Linked DNA regions of Homo sapiens: region 1 is linked to region 2. The links are chromatin loops, found by intact Hi-C in ENCODE. Cell type or tissue: OCI-LY7. All regions are shown on one strand. Links, peaks and the distances in the headings refer to the core of each region. The heading gives the core; the rest is flanking DNA. Region 1 has its middle 31 kb from the start of ADAMTSL1. Region 2 has its middle 230 kb from the start of SH3GL2.

Region 1 (8,345 bases), core at 54-8,053, 630 kb after region 2:
GATAACACTGTAACACTGAATTTGCTCATTGTTATTCCTTACTGAGGACACCCAGTTTGGGGGAATATATGGAAGATATCAGTAAATGACAAACATCTTTATAATAGCTTTGTTTTGTTTTGGACGGAGTCTGGCTCTGCCGCCCAGGCTGGAATGCAGTGGCGCAATCTTATCTCACTGCAATCTCTACCTCCCTGGTTCAAGCAATTCTCCTGCCTCAGCCTCCCGAGTAGCTGGGATTACAGGTGCGCGCCACCACACCCAGCTAATTTTTGTATTTTTAGTAGAGACGGGATTTCACCATGTTCGCCAGGATGGTCTCGATCTCCTGACCTCGTGATCTGCCTGCCTCGGTCTCCCAAAGTGCTGGGATTACAGGCATGAGCCACTGCTCCTGGCTTATAATAACTTTTTTAAAAAATGAAGACTTAAAATTGTATTTTGTTCACTGCTGTATTCTCAGACTCTAATGTAGTGCCTGGCTCTTGAATGCTTTATCAGTACTTATTGGAGGAATGTCAGGCAAGTTTCTAGGCACTTTATATTATTATCCCATTTCATCTTCATACAGCCGTTTGATAGATGACAAAAGGATAATTTGTGTGTCCAAGGTCATATAATCAGAAAGTGGTTGACTCCTGATTCCTCGTGTGGTCTGAGCCTAAGTTTTTAATCTATAGTACACTACTTCACACCATCCAGTAACTTACTATGTGTATTCAATTTTAAATTTGTACTCAATTTTAAATCTTCCTCAAACACCCTGAGATATGCTCACTGTGGTGCTAGCTAGCTAACCACTGCAGACCCTGCTTAAAATTCTCTTAAAATGTATTTATTATGTTTTTGGTAATATTCTCAGGTAGACTTCCTTGCATTATTCTTCTTGATTATGCTTTTACACATACAGGAGTTCTGCTATGGTACAATATGCATTTCTGGAAAACACCTTGCATCCTGGGAAACACACACTAGAACCAGACTCATGAGAAAATTAGATCGAGGTAGACCCCTCAGTACCCATGCAACTTTGTGAACAGAACACCCACAAAAACAATAACAAATCTGTAAAATCACTAGTACAGTTTAAAAGATGTGTTAGGTTTCTATAAATACTACTATAAATATAGGACTCTATCTTAAAACGTAAAAGTTTAATGACAGGGGAGATAAGGACCCATCCTGCTCATTCAATAAGCACAAGACACTGCAATCAGCATCTAGGATGCTGTAATTGGCCTAACAGTCCTACTTTATGAAAAGTATTTTAGGTTAAATTTTTAGGTAAATAAAAACAACACTTTATTTTAGTAAACACTAGACTTTATCAGATGTATAATATATATATATTATATATATCTTTAATTCAAAGTCAAATACTTCTTTTTTATAAGTAGGCTTTCCTAAAAATTACCGCAATTTTAATATGATGCATCATTTTGAAGAGATGGTCATATTTAAGGGCCATTTACTTTTTCCAGTAATTATTACTGACATATGAAAGTGGAAGAGGGGAAAATCAAGAGCTTTATTTTTACTTACCAGACTACCAGGAATTTCTTAACTTCAAAATCTATTTGGTTGAGCTATTAATATTTTAGCAAATAGGTTAATCTTTTTCTTAACACCATTTGTAGACCCATATTAGCGGCTCATCCAAACAAAGAACAACAATTTATGACAGGCAAAAGAGAAGAAAATGTTGGAATATTATTTAGCCATAAAAAGGAATGAAGCACTGATTTATGTCACAACATAGATGAACCCTGAAAACATTATGCTATGTGAAAGAAGCCGGACATAAAAGGGCCCATATAATATTATTCCATTTGTAGTTAATGTTCAAAACAGTCAAACCCATAAGATACAAAAAGTAGATTAGTAGCTATCAGGGGCTGGGAGTGGGGAGAGGAATGGGGTTTCTTTTGGGGGTAATAAGAATGTTATGGAATTAGTAATGATGGTTGTACAATCTTATACAGTCAAAACCACTGCATTGTACACTTTAATTCACTCACAAAAAAGTGAATTTTATGGAATGTGAAATTGTATCTCAATTTTTAAAAAGGAAAGAAAATACTGACTCCATTCATTCTTCTAATAGCTGGCCCTCTTTGGGGAAATCCAGACTACTGAGAGGTTTGTGTGGGCTGGTAAATATTAGTTCTTAGTCACAAGGCTGCTATACATGTCTCACTTCTAATCAGTTTTAAAATAAGACAGGATTTCAGATCCAGTGCTTTTTTTCTGTTGGGGATAGAAAGGAAGATCTGGGAAATTCACCCTGGACTGCCACGGGAAGGAAAAGAATTCACTACAGAAAATACAAACAAAGCTAAAGCCTCATGTGTAATGTCAGAAGATGAAGAATGGCATGATGCCTCTTCAAAGACCTGCTGAGTTTGTAAAAGGAATCCATTTTTTTTTCTATAATAGGAGATGCTAAGAAGACAAAAACCTTAAATATGTGTGTCCCAGGAGGCAGAGAATGTAATGCTCTCAGCCTGGGAGGGATAACATTTTGAAATACAGTTTCTCCAAATGGTTGAGAGAATACAGTTTTGATCTATATTACCTGGAACAAAAGGTCCTCAGTTCAATTTTTAACTAAGTTTTGGTGCTGCACAAGTGTGCAGACATTTAAAAGGCAAAATATATGTTGTAATAATAATAATTTTTAATGCCAAATGAAAACCCAAATCCACTAAATGGCTACTTTGGGATGGCTGGATGATAATGGTTATTATTCTAACACACCTAACAATTGTGAATAAAGTTTTGGCTATAGAAGAGCAGGTGGCTTTTTGTTATTACCTTGTGTATTAAAAGTTTCCTGTCCTTTAACACTCTCCATAGATGAAATTCAAAATATCTTCTGAAGACAAACGAGAGCTTTATTCTAAAAGAGCCATTGTATCAAAGAGTTTGGTTTAAACTTTAAAGGGAATGTTATACATCAAAGTAACTTAGGATGTGTGATAAGTGTATATTTTTATCTACATAGCAGACTCCAATCTTCTATTTTCCTGTAGTGAGATTTCCAAAGTTTGAGGAAAATTTCAGAGAAAGAGAGAAAAAAGAAAACAACTTTCATTCTCTAACATTTTGCCAGGTGTTTATTAAGAGGATTGATGTGGACTTGTAAAGGTTAAGTCGTATCTTCTATGCAGACTTTCAAAGGGAGTTATTAAAATTCAAAGCTGGGAGGCACTGGCTTTTCAAATGACTCTGCAAACAAGCAGTTCAGTTGGATGTATAGTTTTCTGTCTTCAAAAAGAAGGAAAAAAAATCATGGGTCCTCAATTTAGTTGTATATTTCTTTAATATTTATTGAGTCTCTCAAATGTGCTAGATATTTGCTTTTATAGTCTCAGATGATATTGACTACAGGATTTCACAATTAGTTGAGTAACATACCTTTAGCTGCTATGATAAGGAGAAGAACCTTACAGATTTTTCTTTTATCTTTAAACGTTTTAAGAAGACGGAGCTCCTGACAGCTGGCTTTGCTGTCATGCATAGACTGGGTGGTAAAAGGGAGCGCCACCTAGTGGCCTGCAAGTCATTTGGTCGGTGCTGCCCTCCAAGGGAGAGCAGGGCTAAGGAAAAGCAAATAGGATTTAAACTTCTCAGCCTTCTACGACCTGCCACAAACCAGCACAGTACCTGGTTTTATAGAACAGAGTGATGGTTCCGGCTCCTTCCATGCCAGCCCCTCCCTAGTCAGGACTGGTGTTAAACTTTGTCTTTACAAGCCTGTGCTTGCAATTTCTAGCTTTGCCATTGCCACTGACATCTGCTTAAAATGAAGGCTTTGGGGGCCTGGATATACCTCTCTCCAAATGGCCAGTCATAGAAGGCTTTGAAAATCTGGCCTTTGATGTATTTTATAGGGATAAGGAGCCATATATTAAAGTGAGCTCTGCTGCACACTCTAGGCCACATAACTGGGTCAATACTAAAGTTGTAATTTCATCTTCAGTTTTTGAGAAGCTTAACTGTTCTAGCTTTCCTGTTGCTGATGACATCATAGGAAGTCACTGATGAGCTGACAACCTTTTATGATCTAGCTGAGGATACATTACTTTTTGTCTTTCTCCTTCAGTGTATAATGAATACCATTGCTTACATAAATGTTAAAGAATTATCTGCAGGAGAAAACTGAACCTTCTCAGTAAGCCAGCAGTAGATTAAAAGGCAAAGTTAGTGAGGTATTCTTCTCAGGGTTTTATCTTTTGCTCTTTAGTAAGCCATGGGAGTTATAGGTATAGAACTCATTCAGTGTTGGAAGACAGAGAGTGGAGGAGTGTTTCTAAGAAAATGAATATGTGGAGATTATAAGAAAGAAAATGACTTCATAAATCAGTTCAGGGTGAATGAAAGTTTGGATACTTTGCAGTCCTTTTTCAGCCTAGGTGTGTACTGTACTGACTTTTAGTTTCTCCCCAAAGATATGGAGAAATCTGCTGTATATTTGTGGCCCAACTCATGAATTCAGTGTACATGGATTATAGCTCTGTTAAAACGATCTTAGAAAAGCTAGGACTTTCTCTGTACATAGACTATAATATTGTCAACATGCATTTGAATAGATTGTCTGTATAGGCCACAACAGAAATGGACCTAAACCATAAAGTAGTAAACCATTTTTTTATTAATTGGTGAAATTGTGAAGTATAAGTACCTGTGATGGAGATGATCTTGTGTTCTAATGACATAGATGTAGATTATGTTCACATTTAAGTAAGAGGAACAACTATGTTACTAGCATTTACTATAGAAATGATATTGTTTTTGTGAGGATGTGTCAGAAGTTATTTTACTTGGGGATAAAATAGACTAAATAATGCTTGCAGGGTTTACCATGATGTCTAGCATGTGTGACGATGGCTTCATGGTTTTAGAGAATTCTTAGAATCTTTATTTTTTTAGTTTTTGCAGTGAATGAGAAAAGAAAAAATTATTGAGAAACTACTAAGGGTGAGGCATTGTGCTGGGTGCTTGGCAAATGCCATCTTATTTAATCCTCACATTGATCTTTTGAGCTAATGGGTAATATATTCCTTTTATGGATGAGGCCATTGGAGCTCAGAGAGACTAAATAACTTGCCTAAGTTTGTTACTAAATGGTGGATATGGGATTTGAATTTAGGTCTTTCTGATTCCAAAATTCATGGTTCTCCAATGTTGACTTACATGTGAACAAAGAGAAAAATGGGTATTACGTATATGTAACATTTCACTAGACTCTACTATTTTGAATTTTAGCCTATAAGGATAAAAACATAAGGCTTGAAGATTGGCCTCAAGCAGATCCTCAGTATTTCACCTGTGCACACATTAGTTTCTATTGTAAGAATATTCTACTCCTTGAGAACAGGTTTATGTCTTTTGCTTTACCTTAAACAATTGGTAAAGGGAAAACAGATGCAGATAATAATAGTAGTACGAGTTAAGGCCAAAGGGATGGCACACAGGCAGGAGGGTATGGCAACATCCTTAAAACTTTTGTTCAAGTGCAGAAATGCCATATTTAATGTCTTTCCTCCTATTTATTAAAAGACATATGTCTATGTATCTTACCAAGAGACTAATAATATCAGCAACAGCTAACACTGTTGAGCACTTAATCTGATCCAGGCCCTTTTCTAAGTATTTAGCATGCCTTCTTAGGCACTACGATTACCCTCATTTCACAGGTGAGAAAACTGAAAGTCAGAGAGTTTAGGTAACTTATTTGCCTAAGGTCAAATAGAATGTTATAGATTCAGGATTCAAACCCAGTCAGTTGAACTCCAAAGCTCAAGTTCTTAAACACTGTGATATTCTTCAGTACAATAAATGTACACATTAACTTACCTTGCTGGGGATGTTTCCTCCTCAAGAAGTCTGAAATTCTTCTCGATTGTTCTGACAGTGATAACCAGTTTCTCTCTTCAGTATCTGTTTTGCCACCGCTAAAAGTACAGCCTTTGATTTGAGAGCTAAACAATCTGTCACCACCATTAAGCATCAAATATATGTTTTATCCTTGGGGAAAAATTAAGATCATGGATAATGAACTCTTTGACTTTGTTTGTTTAATGCAAAAATAAATTGAACCTTGAACTTGATAAGACAAAATCTTTAGAGTTCACCTACATTCCTACATACAAAATGATACCCTTGTGGTACATCTTTTAATCACAGTATATTTAAGAGTTCTTCAATATCCCATATTTACAAAACAGGTAGTTAATAGTAATATTTGGTATCTATATTATTCTGTGGTTTCAAAATTTTGTCATTCCATTTTATTGATGGGTAAACTGAAGACTTAAAAATATTGTGATAAACAAAGAGTTTACCAAATGTACACCAAAAAAGAAAATACTAACCAAGACTCATATACAAAATGCTGAAAGTATTTGATTCCCTACTTGACTGGAGACATCTTGAAAAATTTTTTTATCATCAGTTGAATTTTTATAAAACATTTTTAGTTTACCTTTACTTGAATGTATTTAGAAAATCCAATATTTTTTAAAACCTACATTTAATCTTTGTCATGTGAAAAAAGTACAATTATCAGAATAATCAGAATAATATACTAAGAATTATAAGGAGCTAGTAGTGACTATATGCACAATACTGTATCAAATATTTGTAAACATTTTTATATTTAATCCTTATAGTTACCCTATCATGTAGGTATTCATCCCCCTATTTTATAGAATAAACTGTGGTTCATGAAGATTAGTAACCTGCTTAAGACAATATAACCAGGAAGCGATGGACCCAGAGTTTGATTCCAGATTTCATCCCAGAACCCAAGATTTCTTCCTGTATTGAACAACATTTACATTAGCTCAATTGTGCGATTACCTCTAGCAGAAAGGTAGAGGTATAAATGTCTTACAGAGCAGGAAAAGGAAAAAAGAAACTCCACAGTGATCTTTTAGGATTGACGTTCCAGAAACTCTATATATGGGCTTAAGTCTAAGATGAAAACTAAATCTCACTCCCAAATTCTCTGTAGGAAGATATGCCTGGGGGAAAAAAATGTTGACATAAATATTAGTCTAGATTCGTGCTGGTATACTTGGTTTTCTGAAAGCATTTAAAGGCATGAACTAAAAATGTTCTGCTACTCTAAATTTGTTTTTGTTTCTTTAAAATGCAAAAATAAGCAAGTATGGGTTTTATTGATTTTAAAATCAATTAGAATTCTACCAGATTATAAAAAGTATCACAAAATGTCAACCAGCAAGGATGCCTGTGCAGGCAATTGGGCTGACATGTTTATTGTAATGTGAACGTGCAGAAACTGGACCATACAAAAGGCCAAATGGGTCCATTCCAAATCAATCTTTTAAAGCAACTTGAGGGAAACAAGGCATATTGGTCCTAGAACAAAATAGAATCAGCAAAGCCTTTGACGTAGATCTTCATACAGATAAAATGCATCTGGGTGCAAACACGTTTTTCTCAACATGTTCTTACCTATGTCATCTAAAAAATAGTATTCTTGAACTTTCGGGTAATAGTGCTTGTCTTAGAACAGAATTAGGCCTACCTTGGACCATATCCAAAGAGAAGGTTTGGTTCCAAAAGTACCTTGAAAGGAGTTCATTGTAACGTGATTTCCTATAAAGGCAGTCAGAAGTGTGGACTGAAGACAGTTTTGAGGGATAAAACTTGCTTTAAAATTTCAAATTAACATGAACATTTTTTTTTTTAAACAAAACTTTCCTTGTGCTGGAAGGGGAGGTGAGACAATCACAAAATGTGGGTCACACAATCACTATGTGGGTTGTTTACATAGTTTTTGACTAGTTTGGAACAGTGGTAGCAGAGAGTGTTTTGAACTCTGTTTACCACAAGTAACAAAATCAAAATAAATATTCAGCTGGCTTCATAATGAAGCAAATATTTTCTGTATTATATAGTAATGAAAGTCAGTGTGCATGGTAAATAAAGGTTGCTCAAGGGCTCCGTGAGAAAAAGCCAAATGCCGAATGACAGCCAGAATTCTACTACAGAGCAAAGAGAGCCTGGAAATGTGTCACAATCCCTGAAGCTGAATGTTGTGCCGTGTTTGGTTTGGTGCTTGCTTTATTTTGTAGAAAGGGGAAAGTGTTCAGTGCCGGTAGGACTGGCTTCATGCCCTTGGTGTCATTACTCATTGAAATAATGGGGAAAATGAGAGCCAAACCTGTGGGGAAGAGGGAGGGAGGGAGACTTCACAAATACCTCAGTTCAGTATTTAAAAGGAAGGGACAAAAATAGAACCACTAAAAGAAAGTAAAGCAATGACATTGTCCTGGATGGGGGAATCAGGCTGTTAGAGGCACCTGATGCAAAAC
Region 2 (8,345 bases), core at 84-8,083:
GGCTGTTCCTCTTCAGAGGAGCTGACACTGAGGTCTACTGATGGGCCTATGAAACTGCCGATCATGTGAGATATGCTAAGTGAACAGAGAAATCAAACTGTGCTTTCAAATATAAGCCTAAAATTGGAATCACTGGGCCAGATGCTTCAAATTTGAGGCACTGATTTGTGTGAGCAAGCTGTTTCTCACATGGGCAGCCCTATGTAATAGGCCTCAGGAGGGCTAGCAGCAAGGATCTATTTATTTAACGAAGGTTAAACATTCACCCAAGCAGTGTGGGATGCCAGCTGGTGGGGAAGCTATCACAGAGGCTGAAAGGCTGTATCATCCAATCTGTGTGTTCTTTGTGCAGGTGAACTCTGCAGAAAGCTAAATTTGAGTCTGTGTGCTTACAGCCAGTTGTTAATTGTAATGTTCAGTTTCACCATGCACTGATAGCCAGATGCAATGTTTTCTGCCATGGGGCCATTCCTACCAGGAGGTCTGGAATGCACCTTTCCACTAGTCAAACTCCCCCTTCCCTGGACATTGCTGGAGGCTGTTCAAGTTGTATAAAGAGCAAGACTCCTCTTTATAAATGACTTAACTCCACCACCTCCCCCTTTTCTCTTAAAAATATGGCATTTTATGCATTTTATGATGCAGGTCTGCTACATGGTCTGGGTCTTTAGCTGGGGGAATTTTTGCTTGCCTTGTACCCAGCATTTGTTTAAATGCATGAAGACATGAGTGGCCCTTGTCCACACATCTGAAGAAGTTTGCTGACTTTGCTTTCCAAAATTGATTCACTTTATTCTTCCCACCTGAAGATAAGCAGTGGCATCTCCAGAAAGAACATCTGACACACAGAGATGATTGGCTTTTGGGTGAGAACATCAAATTACAGTTGCATATTTGGGTCTTATGAATATGGAGCCACCAAATCCAGCTGATAGTCAGAAACTGAGATAGTATGATGTATCATTTTCTGGCTCATGTTCAATGCAAATCTTAAGTGGTGACAATACCATGTTTCAAAGTCCCTCTTACTAGTACAAGCATGAGAAAATATATCCATATGATGTTTTTATTAAGGAGTTTGGTTATAAGATTTTATCTCTGGGGGAACACAAAACTTTGACCTTCACCTCACCTTCTTCTTTTACCTTTTCTTTTATGGGGGGAGAGGGAGCATATTTGGGTCCAAAAAATGACACAGATAGGCCACCATAAGTATGAATATAATGATTTTCTGCATATGAGGAGGAGGCTGGAGGTGGAGGGGGAAGGGGAATTCTAACCTGTATTGTGGACTCAGTGGCAGTACCCTGGGAGATGCTGGGTTGTGTATATGATAAATCCTGTGATAGTTGCTCCCAGGCCTATGGGCTCCCAGTATCTCCAAAGCAGATGGGCCCTGTAGACTGAAAGAGTGAGCATCTCTGTGGTAATCACTGTGGTTAACAACTGGAGTGCTCATCCAGATGTTTTGATGGTATGCTATGACCCTTCGTAGGAGAACCCCAGTATTGAGTGGGATCGAATTTTCCACCCAAGAGTTGGAATTAAGTGGCTTTGGAAAGAACTGTGATCTGAATTTGTTTGCAAGGCTTGTGCCTACAACTCCCTCCTGAAACCTCAGGGATCTTATGTCATCAATTATCACCTGTCTCCCCTCTCTCTGACCCACTTCCTCTGCTGGTTTTCCTCTTCAATATGTAAATACATTCAAATGTCCCACATCTTGAAATGATACCTTCACCATGCGTTCCCTAACTGTCCCTCAATCTTTCTCCTCCCTTGCATAGCCATCTTCTTGAACGAAGCATCTACTGCTCATATCCATTTCATCTCTCCAACTTAACTGGCTTCTGCTTCTGTACTCAGCAGTCCACAGAACTGTCCTGGTTAAAGGCACCAAAGTGTGGTTTCCTGACCCTGTTTCACTGAAGTGGGAAGTTTCCATCTGGAAACTTTGTTACTTTGCCATTGGAGACGCTTCATTCTTTGCTTTCTCCCTCTGCTGTTTTATAGTCTCTTGTCTCTGTGTAGCTTTCCTTTCTGTCTGTCTGTGGGTATTGGTCATTGTGAGGGCCTCTCTCCACACCCTTTTCTTGTCTCCTTCTCTGTATATATGTTCCCCAAAGAGTGACCAGGTCGACTTCCATAACTTCAATTACCATGTACACATTAATATGTTGAAAATCTTTCTCTTAAGTCCAGATTCTCTGATTTTCATATATGAAATTCAGCTTCTTTAAATTCAGTGTGTAAACAGAATTCATCATTTCCATTGTGTCCTAAATCTAATTCTCCTCCTCAATTGTGAATATCAAGAAGTGACCCATCTACCTACCTCATTATTTAAGCCCCAAACTTTGGATTCATTCTTGACTCCTCCCTTCATCTCATCTTCTAGTTCTCACACGAATGACCAAACTCTGTCCATTCAACTTTCTAATTATTTTTTAGATCTCTCCCTTTTGTTTTATTCTTAGGTCAGACCCTAATCTCTGCCTTTCTCCCCCATCCTCGCTTATACCATTATAGATATCCTACTTGGTCTTCTTCCCTCTTGTCTTGCTCTCTTTCAATTCATTCTCTGCTTGTTTTCAGCCTGATCTTTCGGAAATGCAAATTTCATTGTGTTACATCCTTGCTTAAACCTTGCACTGGTTCCTCACATCAGAGAATGTGAGCATATCAATGAGTATGCTTTAGCTAAAAATAACAGAATACATAACTGGGAGTGATTTAAGCCATAAGGGTTATTTTTTCTTTCATAACAACAAGGACAGAAATAGGTGGTCCCAGAGGTGGGTGGTTCAGCAGCTCTGTAATGTCACCAAGGACTGCCGGCCTCACAGTGTTAGTGATGCTGCCATTCATGTTCACCGGAAGGCTGCAACAGCAACAAGGATCACCTCTTTTCACGACAACTTTGACAGGCAGATTGACATGATGTGTCGTCTCCATGGGTGTCTCCTCTTTTATCATCAAAGAAATTCTATCTCAGCCATCCCTCTGGCAAATGTTCCCTTATATCTCATTGTCCAGAATTTGTTCACAGGGCTATTTCTAGCCATGAAAGCAGTCAGGAAAGTCAGTACCTGGCACATTCAGCCACCAACAGGAAGGCAGACCAGAGGGAAAAAGAAGTCAGGGGACGGTTGGTGAGTGGGCAACCAAAAGTAATTGTCACAACTTTCAATTCCTGAGGTTCTTTCTCACTTCCATGCCTCTCCATCTGTGGCCCCATTGCCTGGAACGTCACTGCCCATCTACACACCCCTCCGTTCACATGGCTCACTCCTACCCTTTTTCAGTCCTCAGCTCAGGCACTGCCCCACACCCCTGCATGCTGGACGAAATGCCCACCTGGTGTTCTAGATGGCATCATTTGTCCTACTCTACTGTAATTCCAAATTTCTCTTCCTCGTACTAGTCTTCAACCCCCTTGAAAACAGGGACTGAATCTTTCCCTCTTTTATAGCCACAGCTCATTTTCTTTGCAGGGACTAAAATATTTTTTAATAATCCCGTGAATGGATTTGAATATAAAGCGGCTTCCTCCGTGAATTTTTCCCCATGGTTTGTTAGCTATCAATAGCCAGTAGAGGGCGCTGTGACCTTTGGCTAGAATGCCCTTTAGCTGTAGTTTGATTCCTGTAGCATTAAGCTGGCTTTTATTTTTATTTTCTCCGAAAGAAGTTCTGATTTTTAGTTTTTTAATCAAAAGATTGAAATAATGCAATAGTTATTTTAGAAATTTGAGTTTTTTTCATCAAAAGATTGAAATCATGTATTAGTTATTTGAAGTTATACTTTGTATAATGTAATGTATCCGTGGAGTATTCTGAGGTCATTCAGAGTTATGGCAAACGTTCAGAATCCTCTGAAGTTTATTACTCAAATGATGTACTCTTTAAGTTCTCCTCCTTAGGCAGAGTGGCTGCAGCTGCTGAGTTCTTGAGAATAGCTGAAGTGGTCCGAAGAGCATCATCTGGTGTCTTAAAAATGTACGAATTTTTTCACTTGTTCAAACACTGTTTCATTTCCCCACTTTGTGGGAAATCACTTAGGCCAGGTTGGCCTAGGATGTTGTGTGGGCAAAAGTGGGTGTTATTTCAGGACTGGAGGGAGAATTGGTCTGGTTTAGGAAATAAGGACAGTGTATCATTCACTCATTCATTCAATCTTACATGCATTTGATAAACACTTGAGAAGCTGCTACCTGCATGGCATTATTCTAGGCACTGGGTCGCAACAGCTAAATGAAGCAGATTAAATCTTTCACTTCATGGAACTTACCTTCCAGGGAAGGAGACAAACAGTTAACTAAACACATGTATAATAAAATGCCAGGAAATCTGGAGACAAACAACCAAATAAACAAATGTATCATAAAACAACAGGAAAACTGTGGAAAAAAATAAGACACAGTAAGGGGTTAGAGGGATGGGGAGGGTGCTGTTTTAGGTATGTGCCATAGAGGAAAGAACGTTCCAGACAGAGGATTCAGCAAGAGCAAAGGCCCAAGGCAGGAGAGTGCCTGGCAAGTTTGAGAGATTCCAGAGAGGCCCCGGGAGCTGGAGCCAGGGGTGTGAGGGGCATGGTGGGAGACGAGATGGGAGAAGTAGGAGTGGATGACGAAGGGCTGGAGGGTCCCCTTAAAGACTGGGATTTTCTTCTCGATGTGATGGGAAGCCATGGGAAGACTTTGAGCAGGGGAGTGGCTTGATCTGATTTACTTCTTTAAAAGAATACCCTGCTGACTGTGAGAGGGGGTGGTCAGCAGTGAACGACTGGCCAGCTGGGAGGCCAGTGTGGGGGCCAGGCCAGAGGCACTGCTGGTTGGAACACAGTAGCAGTAGTGGAGTGGCACACAGTGGTCAGATTAGGCTGCATTGGAAAGATCTTAGAGTTGCCAAGATTTTCAGTGGATTATATAGTGTGTGTGAGAGAAAGAGAGTTGCCAAATCCAGAGTCTCCATTTTTTTCTTTTTCTTTTTTTCTGAGGATGCAATTTAAACAGAGGCCAAACCATTCATCCATCTTAAGCTCTTCTGCACCCTAACAGCAAACGTAGTAACAAACAACTATTGTTTATGTTGTCGTTAGCAATGAGGATCTCTGATTTCAGACAATAGGACTGCAGAATGGAGATGTCCTTCATTGCTCTTGATTGACAGCTATCTGTCAGTCAGGTCTGGATGATCTGCGGGCATTACACACACATGAGCGACCTGCCCATACCTTCAGTGTCCTCTGTTTTCTCTCATGCCCTGCTGCCTGCTTTTTTTTTATCTGGAACAGCAGCATTTCATTTTGTTAGCTGAAGCAAACCACCTTTTTAATGTTCATCTCTGTAACACAGAAAAGAACATGTTCTATCCTTTCTGATAAAGTGCAATGAAACCTCAGTGTGGCATTTGTTATTAGTGCAGGTTGGCCAAATCCCTTGATCAGGACTGATTATAATACTTTTGAGTCCTGTGCCTGTAATTCAGTGAGCTGCACCCAGTGGCGCCTGCAAAGAAAAAACAGGCTCGCCTCCCCCCGGCAATGGAGCCAGTAGGAAAAGAGCATAAGATCCAGTCATAGCCAGGCGCGGTGGCTCACGCCTGTAATCCCAGCACTTTGGGAAGCTGAGGTGGGTGGATCATGAGGTCAGGAGATCGAGACCAGCCTGGCCAACATAGTGAAACCCCGTCTCTGCTAAAAATACAAAAATTAGCTGGGCATGGTGGCATGTGCCTGTCATCCCAGCTATTCGGGAAGCTGAGGCAGGAGAATCGCTTGAATCCGGGAGGCGGAGGTTGCAGTGAGTCGAGATGGCACCACTGCACTCCAGCCTGGGCAACAGAGCGAGACTCCATCTAAAAATAAAAATTAAAAAATAATCTAGTTACTTCTTTTATCAAAAAGAACTCCCAATGTATAGACATGAACCTCATTAAAAATTATGCCCAATACTTTGGGAAGAATATTTGTGCAGCAATTCATAATGAAAAAGCCTGTCCTGGCCAGGCATGGTGGCTCACGTCTGTAATCCTAGAACTTTAGGAGGCTGAGGAAGGCAGATTTCCCGAGCTCAGGAGTTCAAGACCAGCCTGGGCAACACGGTGAAACCCCGTCTCTACTAAAAATACAAAAAATTAGCCGGGCGTGGTGGCATGCACCTGTAGTCCCAGCTACTTGGGAGGCTGAGGCAGGAAAATTGCTTGAACCTGGGAGGCAGAGGTTGCAGTGAGCCGAGATCATGCCACTGTACTCCAGCCTGGGTGACAGAGCGAGACACTGTCTCCAAAAGAAAAAAGAAAAAAAAAAGGAAAAGCTTGTCCTTCAGTGTTCCTGAGTCTCTCACCTTCTCTGCTGCTCCCTGCCTGTTTTGGGTCCCCTCCTCCTATCTTCCTTATTTCCACAAGAGCCTCCTAATTGCAGTCCCTGCACCCGCCACCTGTCTTACCCAGTCCTTCTTTTTTAGAAACTCCTGTTGTGATCTTTTGAAATCGTAGGTTTGATAACATCACTGTTCTTCTCCAAAATTTTGCCCCTATTGTGTACAGAATAAAGCCTGAACATTAAAGTCCTTCATCATCTGGGCCCAATTGCCTTTTAAATTTGCATCTTCTCCCATCCCATCTTTCAACCCTCTGTTCTATGGACAATATACACCCTCAGGATTCCTTTAGTACCAATGTGAATTCAAGGCTTTGCTCTTCTCTGTGCTGTTGCTTCTGTTTGGAATGCTCTTTCTTTTTTCCCTAGGAAACTCCTTACAGATCCTCCAATGCTCAGCTCAAAGCACCTCCTCTGTAAGATCTTATACCACTTCCCCATGTCATTTCCTCTCTATGAGGTCATAGCAGTTTCTAAAACTTCACATGCCATTATCCTAAGCAAATTAAGGCAGAACAGAAATAGATACTGTATTTTCCTACTTGTGAGTGGGAGCTAAATACTCGGTATGCAGGGACACAGAGATGGGAACAATAGGCACTGGGTATTCTGAAAAGGAAGAGGGAGGCAGGCAAGGGTTGAAGAACTACCTAATGGATACCTCATTTACTACTTGGGCAACAGCAACAGGATCATTAGAAGCCCAAACCTCAGCATCTTGCAATACACCCATGTAACAAACCTGCCTTTACCCTCTGAATCTAAAAACAAAACAAAATATCATGTGCGTCTATTATAGTGCAGAAGCTAATAACTAAAGCTGTTATTAAGGGATTTCTATGTGTCAGGGACTCCTTTAAGCTTTTTCTATGTATAATAATATGAATCTATGTCTTCCACTCGAGACTACTTGAGGATCAAGTTTTGCTTACATTCTGTAATGTTTCAGGGCTTAGTAATATACCAGAGGTATAATTCATGCTTATGCATTGTCCACTGAGTAAAGACCCAAAGATTTTGTTTTTGCCTTTGCTGGTTCTCAAGCACCTCCTGATGGTTGTTAGAATTCCCATAAGAATTCTGAGAAGACTTAAAAAAAAAGTCCTTTTTCACTAAGATGAAGTTTGGGGATGCCTCACTTTATAAACCATGGGCTATGCCTCAATTCACCACAGAGGATAAATCAAATTACCTCCTCTCCTATCAAGAGCACTTCTCATTTCTGACATTAATCGTAGATGTAACATGTTTTAGATAATAAGATGAAATGTAATTAATTTGCTCTACATGTTGTAAAGTTCTATTCACATATGTGCTAAATAAAGAACTCAGATTTGTCTTACCTTTCCCTTCTCCCTTGTGCAATTTAATGGTTTAGGAGTTCTGGTATAAAAATAAAGAGCAAGTGGAACATTTTCCCTTCACTCTGAAAAGTTTCAAGGGTCACTAGGAATTTCTATACACTCTGAATTAAGAAAACTACAAATATAAGAAACTGTATGGGTTCAGCTTTGTTCTGATGCTGCTTTGGACTCAGAAGGGTGGAACATCTGCAAACACCTGCTTGGTCCTATATCTGCAGGGGGAAGAGGCTAATCTAAATGCTACCATGGGAGCTCAGGGGTGTAAAAGAATGCTCTTTTCATGAGAGAAAGAGTGAAAAAAAATGTAGGCAGTTAGATGATTGATTGATAGATAAGTGTACAGTCAGACCCTTTGATACCTGGATTAAGACTCTTACACAATATCGGGGGGGAACCACAGTTAATGCCTGCTTCTGACTGAAGTCCTCTGAACAGGCAGAGACATCCTCCTGACAACCAGGATGGCATAATCTAGTTCAGGATCTGGGGAAAAGCTATTTTGAATGTAAAACTGGGTACAGGTGGTACCATTCCAGTGTCTTACGTGAAGATCCCAGGAAAGTTGGACCTAAGTTTTCCTCAAGAGGGCAGACTAAAATA

The links. Peaks named below come from ENCODE experiments on the same cell type or tissue, not always from the same donor. Only the 100,000 strongest peaks of a DNase experiment are listed, where the experiment ranks them.
Region 1: it touches region 2 in a loop (12-fold over the local background); 5 of 110 quality-filtered maps call a loop at or near these places.

Annotation. Positions count from the first base shown.
Region 1 is chr9:18,439,265-18,447,609 of GRCh38, forward strand. It overlaps a transcript of ADAMTSL1 not described here. Among named protein-coding and RNA genes, the nearest start is that of ADAMTSL1, 31 kb to the right of the region's middle. In OCI-LY7, for the core only: CTCF peaks have their summits at 3,543 (motif pointing left) and 3,754; a DNase peak (open chromatin) is centred at 3,547.
Region 2 is chr9:17,807,594-17,815,938 of GRCh38, forward strand. No RefSeq gene overlaps it. Among named protein-coding and RNA genes, the nearest start is that of SH3GL2, 230 kb to the left of the region's middle. In OCI-LY7, for the core only: CTCF peaks have their summits at 3,604 (motif pointing right) and 3,807; a DNase peak (open chromatin) is centred at 3,588.